Regions from separate parts of the Homo sapiens genome. Here region 1 is linked to region 2. A link is a contact called in ENCODE Hi-C data. All regions are on one chromosome and are shown on one strand. Each heading gives the region's core, a stretch centred on a gene start or an enhancer-like site at or near the end of the contact. The rest is flanking DNA. Distances are from core to core; before and after follow the strand shown. Region 1 overlaps CCSER1 (coiled-coil serine rich protein 1). Region 2 overlaps CCSER1 (coiled-coil serine rich protein 1).

Region 1 (3,347 bases), core at 181-2,680, 520 kb after region 2:
CCTTTTTTTTTTTTTTTTGAAGATAACCATTCCTTTTTTTAAAGCAAACTTTCTTTATGTCTTTGGGACTAAGGCCACAAGATTAGAAGTTACCATAATACATGTTACACTGTTAACTTTTAGCAAACTTCACTTTTGTTGAAAACCTTGTAAGTTTGGGATTTCAATTATCCTTTGCTATTAATAAGACCTTGTTTAGTCTAAATTAACTTACAATTGGTTTAGATGGCCTTTTTTTCTCTCTGCTGGTCTTTCCTTTTCTCTCTGCTGCCTCTGCCAGCTGCTTATACTGCTGTTCTTTTAACTACTGTGGGGAGGAAAGGGGGTCTAAAACCAGCTGTTACTGTCTGTGTACGGAAACTGGTCTGGGTGCTTTGGCTTACAGGTTACCTTGTGCCATACCTTTGAAACAAGGGACCTGTCCAGGCTTCCTCAATTCTTTCTTGAATTTTTTTTTTTTTAACATAGTTCCCAGTGGGGTGGGCTTACTTTGTGCCTGACCCACGTTGTTTTTTTTTTTTTTTTCCCGAGACAAAATACCACACTCACACCACACATACCACAAGACAAAGAACAGGTAAAGAGGGCACACACACACTTCTACCGTTTATACCAAACCAAAATCATGAAATTCAAAATCCAAGTATCAAAAAATTCCAGCCAAGTCAAAACCAAAACCAAAGTATCCAGCAATTCAAGTCAAGTCAAAACCAGAACAAGAGTGCCAATGCAGGCACGCTGTGGGTGATCAGGCCACGCTTCCACTCAGATGGAGTGAGGCAAGTTCCAAAGACTAGTCTTACCAAGTTTCAGATGTCCGGACTCCAAGTGCCAGTTCCTTCCTGGTGTTCAGCCACTGTGTTAATCCTCCTCGGGGGCCTGCTATGTGCGCTGCTCTGGCGAGGTGTTCCACTGGGGCAGTTTCCTACCCGGGAGCGCTCTTTGGATCACGTCACTCAGGCTGGCTGGAGTCCCCCTCAGGGATGCTCCACAGGGCAGGCTTAAGTCACCTAAGGGGCTGCCTCAGCTATCCATCAGTCACCTCGCTTCCCAGTCAGGGAACCAAGAAATGTAGCAGGACGAGCCGCAGACAAAACCTCTCAGACACCGAGTTGTAGAAGGAAGGGCTTTATTCAGCTGGGAGCATCGGCAAGCTACTGCCTTAAAATCCGAGTTCCCCAAATGCACAATTTCTGTCCCTTTTAAGGGCTCACAACACTAAAGATTTCACATGAAAGGGTCGTGATTGATTTGAGCAAGCAGGTGGTATGTGACAGGGGCTGCATGCACCAGTGGTCAGAGAGATACAGAACAGGGCAGGGAGTTTCACAATGCTCTACTATACAATGTCTGTAATCTATGAATAACATTGGTTTCTAAGTTATGAGTTGATTTTTAACTACTGGGTTTAGGCCAGGCAGGCCCAGGCCTGGTTTCAGGCCTGGCGCCAGGCTGCCTGTCTTTGGTTTTACTTCCTTGTTGTTTTTCCTTAAAACAGGTACTGAGTATAAAGCAACGTAAAACAATATGAGAGGGTCTCTCTCTTACCTCAATCTCATGTGGAAAACAGTGACTGATAAACTTATGATGGCAAAAGCTGCTACCTATTAAAATTATATGAACATAATGTTATTTTAGAGTAGTTTAATTTTCATTTTTAGGTAAATTCAAACTAGCTTGTGAGGTATTGCTTCTTATTAACAGAAGATAACAACAATATCTCAAGCGATTAGTATCTCAGATCTCATAATTTGGTTGATAAAGGGGTTTCAGGAGAGAAAAGGATATTGAAAAAGGGCTAAGCAATCTTGCGTTGCTGTAGTGAAACAAAGGCAAACATAATTTTGATTTTTTTTAAGAAAATTACATGATGCTGAGTATTGGTGCATAATTTCACGTCCAGCAGTAATCGTTAACAAGAGCAGTTGTCATAGGAATACCAGCAGTGGTGTGGCAGAGGTGGTGGTGGTAATTTTAGTGCAGATAGAAAGCCTTAAAGGAACACCATCTATGTGACAGCCACAGTGCCAAGTGTGACTTGCATTATCTCTTTTATTTTGGCAAACAGATATTAAGGTGAGGGTCAATATTATCCCTGCAAGGTTAGGTTTACACAATTATAAAATTTCAAAGCTGAGATTCAAACTCAGTTGCGTCTCATCCCACAATCCAAGCTATTTTTAAGGGGGGAAATAACATTCATTATGATTAATGGTAGTGTGGCACCATATAGTTCAAAATTTGAAATTGAAAGAGTATTTAGAAATCCTGAGTTTTAGGGTTGACTCTGCTATGCTATAAAATTGATGTGTGGGAAAGATACTTCTGTTCCCCGAGTCTGCAAATGAGCATACCAATGCCATTTTTCTTCCAGATTTGTTCTGGTAAACACATGATTGCATAAAAATAATATGAAAAAAAGATCTACTAAAAATTGATTTAAACTGTGTAGACATTAAGAGAGCTCTTATAAAATGCTATTCACTACATTATGAACTGGGAATAAAACTAATAGTTAAGACACAAACCTTCAAATGTCAAAAAAAAATTGGGGTCCATACAACTGTACAAGAAAAAATCTGAGTACATTATGCATCCATTCATGTTTAATGATTGTAGTAGACATCTGTAATTTTTACCCATTAAGCCAGCCTCCTAGTAAGAGACCCATCTCTTCCCCAATCCCAGATCCCTGTGTTTTGGATAGGATGCCTTCCATCCTTTGTGTCCAAGGATAGACCCTATAGCTCGAGCTCAGCCAACAAGACAGCCATAACCACAGTAACTGATGTAGAAGAAGGTTTATGGCACAAGCCTAGGTGAAAAAACAGAGAGAGAGAGAAAGAGAGAGAAAGGATGCTACATTTGACACATTTTTTCCAACTTTTCTTCTTTATTGGATGTCTCATTTATATGAGCCAGCAAATTCCTGTCTATTGAAAGCTAGGTTGCACTGGTTTTCTCTTACCTGTAGTTAAGAATGCAAATCAGTAATAGGATGGAGGAGGTTATAAATGAGCCAGGATTTTGAATATGCCAGGAAGACTGATTTAGACAGTGTAGTTATGTGAACTCCTTTGAGATAAAAAGCTGAGCTTGGAGTCAATGAAATTCTTCAGCTTTCATAAGATGGTAGGTATTTAAATAAGGTCTTGAAGAGTTAAATCTAAATAGATGAAACCAAAGTTATCACAGAGGGGGAGGAAATGGCCTTTTTTTTAGTCTAGCAGATGCTAGACCAGAAATAAATATTTCACATATATGTTTTATTAGCTAAAGGATGTGTTTTGTTATTATTATTCTTGGTCATTAATTTCACAGAAACATATATTAAGGTATTCATTAAA
Region 2 (3,276 bases), core at 650-3,149:
TGAAGTTATTGTAATAAATTAATATAATAATGTGACTGTGTAATTATATAAATATAATCAAGTAAATATAATACAATATATGTTATATAATCCATATAACATAGCATTTATTTTATAGCATTCTTTTGATATCTGCTGCTTTAGTAACTTGCAATTTATTGTTTTATTACATCTGCTATTAAAATGAACATCAACTATTTATTTTCATAAATAAGAGAATCCTTTATTTTAGTAGAGAGAAAAATTTTAAATAGTTCTACCAATATCTAATATTAAATGTGTGTGGGTGGAGAAGAATGAGGAGAAAGGTTGTATCTTAATTCAGAATTAGAAAGGCGACAAAATAACCATTTTCTATTACAAAAGACGTTAACTCTATGACATTAATTTCACCATGGGAAATCTGTAATCTTCATTTTAGAGAAATTAATTGGTAGCAGTACTATTTATGAAGTGCTGTGTGCTCAAATCCTTGAAGAACTTTCCTACATTATGATTAGCCTAAGATGTCTAGCCTGGAGTGTTTCACATTTTTCTAGCTTTGTGATTACATCCTCCCACTAGGTATCTAATGAACTGAAGTAGACCGCCCTGCATTTCAGCAAATTCAGGAGTAAGGTTTTATGAGTATTAAAAAATAATTGAAAATGTCAATATTCAAAATGTTTCATAGTTCATATATTTTATGTCCTCACTACAGTGCCTATGCATATAGCTTAAAGCATATCAACAGAGGGAAAACACTATATTGCAGCAAGAAGCACCCTCATCCATGAAAGCTGTAAAGCTCCTTACTCTTTTTTTTTTTAATAGTTATAACCTTGTATGCAAGTCACTGTGAATTTTGCTGGCAATTGTGGCATTTCTCATCAGAGAGTAAATTCTTCTTCAGGCTGGTAAAATGACATCTGAATAAGAAGGCAGAAAAAAATTTTCAACCTCTTAAAACAACTTCTAAAAATTGCAAGTAGACAGTATCATGTATTGCATAATAGTTACATAAAGCAGATTACCTAAGATTCCCTACAGCTCTAAAACACCATGCCCTGACATGTCCTGATTGAGATTTTTGAGATTTTTACCTGTATTCTAGAGATACTGAGTCAGCAGCTAGAGTAAGTTGTCACTAAATGATGCTTTTCCTGCACTTTGGCAGATAAGATCAGTATCTGAAAACCTCAGCCAATGTAGAAGCTTGAGAATGGCATGTCTTCTGAAAAACAAAGTTTATTAAAATATTAGTTTGTGACTTAGATAACTCATTCTTAAGAAAGCAGGAATGTGGCAGCAAGGGTAGAAACAAACATAGAAGACAATGCTTAATAAAGAAGAAAATATTTGGCCAGGCACAGTGGCTCACGCCTGTCATCCCAGCACTTTGGGAGGCCGAGGCGGGTAGATCACGAGGTGAGGAGATCGAGACCCTCCTGGCTAACACAATGAAACCCCGTCTCTACTAAAAATACAAAAAATTAGCCGGGCGTGGTGGCAGATGCCTGTAGTCCCAGCTACTCGGGAGGCTGAGGCAGGAGAATGGCTTGAACCCTGGAGGCAGAGCTTGCAGTGAGCCGAGATCGCTCCACTGTATTCCAGCCTGGGCGACAGACCGAGACTCTGTCTCAAAAAAAAAAAAAAAAAAAAAGAAGAAGAAGAAAATATTTTGCATGTTTTCCCTGACATAGTCTGGGTCAGGAAACATTTTCTATTAGAACTGTTTATTAGGGCAGTTTTCTTCTTTACCTGTGCTTCTCTCTATTCTGTAGACTTTCAAAAGCTAGGTTGAATCTTTTCACATTATAAATCAAGGTGAAGCTGTATTATTCCTCTTCTGAGTGTTGTCTTGGTACTCTGGAAGTGTGTCTGACTCTCATTCATTATTTCTAACAATAAGCCAAACTCCAAAGTAAAAAACTGTGGTTTCTCTTCTCAGTTAATTCTTATAAGTTGCCCAATGAATGAGAATTTGGGCATGACTCACAAATAGGAACTTATTGTGTTTAATCTACATTCTGCTGTCTGTCTTTTCATATTTCCCTTTTCCTGCATATTGACGTATTTACTGATTTCTCTGTTTTTTTTTTCCCATTAAAAAACACAGCTTGGCATTAGTTTATGCTCAGTAAATGTTAATTACTCCACCTCATTAGCCTTGACTGGACTAATTTGTTAGTCAACATAGCTTATTCTCACTAGTTTCTTATTCAAAACATCTTTAAACAAAGCAAAATTATTTTGAAAGCAAAAACATATATTTTCTTCTGTCTTTTAAAATGACAATTGTTTATTACATTAATAATCTCATTAAAATTCTTGTTATTTTTTCTTTGTCAAGAACAAGTTAGACAGAAAGTGGTTTTTGTATGCTCAAATTTTAATTTCTTGATTGGGTGAGTTCTATGGCTATCTGTTGCTGTTGAAATTTGATAGAACTTCTCAGGGAGAGAGTAAATAGGAAAGTAGTGGGAATGTAGATGCAAAAATGGGTACAGAAATGATTAGTCCAGGGATGAAGCAACATCTGGATTATACAGGAAACTGGTCTAATTTAGTCAGCACTGGAGTCAGAAAGGGAAGGAGGAGGAAATTTGGGAATGTTCAATAGGGCATGGGTTTGGATGTGCAGAAAAGAGACTGTAGTAATTGACCTGACATGTCTGATCATTGAAGAGAACCATCAGAAAATGAAGCAGGAAATAGTAAGAAATGGGCTTAATGTTAGGAAAAATAGCTCCTTCAGGAAAGAGATGTATAAGAAGGATGCAGTTCACTGGTAAGGTATAGGCAGGGATTCTCAGGGAACTAATGCAAAGGGAGTGGGTCATTCAAAGAACCCTCATGGTTAGAGTAACCGTATTCTGGTTTGTCCAAGACAATGCCAGTTCACAAAGTCATTCTTGCATTATTAATGGTTCCCTTTCTCCCAAAAATTTACAGTTTTTATCATGTTTGTAGTCAATACTCAAAAAACATGTGTGAGGAGGCTTTTGCTTGTTAGAACTATGAAATTGCTTTTAGGTTGGCAGAGCACATGAAAGCCATTTCTAGACTTAGTTTGAAGGGGATGACATCTCTTGAAAAGAGTCAGCACAGGTTAATAAATAACCCTTAAGAGCTGCACTGGATGGTTTAAGGCCCAACTTTTCACCACGGATTATTTGCATGACCTTGGGTAAGTTACAAGTTACATAACCTCTCATTTCTTCAGTTTTCTCATCTGCAGTGCAAAGGTAATAATAGTATCTACTTCATGTAATGTGGTAAGGCTTAAATGAGTCA

The links. Hi-C counts contacts between places; a loop is a spot of excess contacts on that map. Pooled maps may share reads with other maps.
Region 1: a loop to region 2 is called in a pooled map, with 11 times the contacts of the local background. The contact joins two enhancer-like sites. A Hi-C loop is called at or near these places in 12 of 37 single-sample maps with no recorded cell type and 3 of 50 pooled maps.

What each region holds. Positions count from the first base shown.
Region 1 is chr4:91,357,886-91,361,232 of GRCh38, forward strand. The region is part of intron 10 of CCSER1 (coiled-coil serine rich protein 1); the gene reads left to right. Among named protein-coding and RNA genes, the nearest start is that of LNCPRESS2, 920 kb to the right of the region's middle. RefSeq lists an enhancer at 1,253-1,412. Within about 2 kb of position 1,431, at least 2 of the 41 ENCODE cell types and tissues checked have a DNase peak (open chromatin) inside an H3K27ac peak, as active enhancers do.
Region 2 is chr4:90,839,957-90,843,232 of GRCh38, forward strand. All of the region lies in intron 8 of CCSER1 (coiled-coil serine rich protein 1), which reads left to right. Among named protein-coding and RNA genes, the nearest start is that of CCSER1, 710 kb to the left of the region's middle. Within about 2 kb of position 1,900, at least 2 of the 41 ENCODE cell types and tissues checked have a DNase peak (open chromatin) inside an H3K27ac peak, as active enhancers do.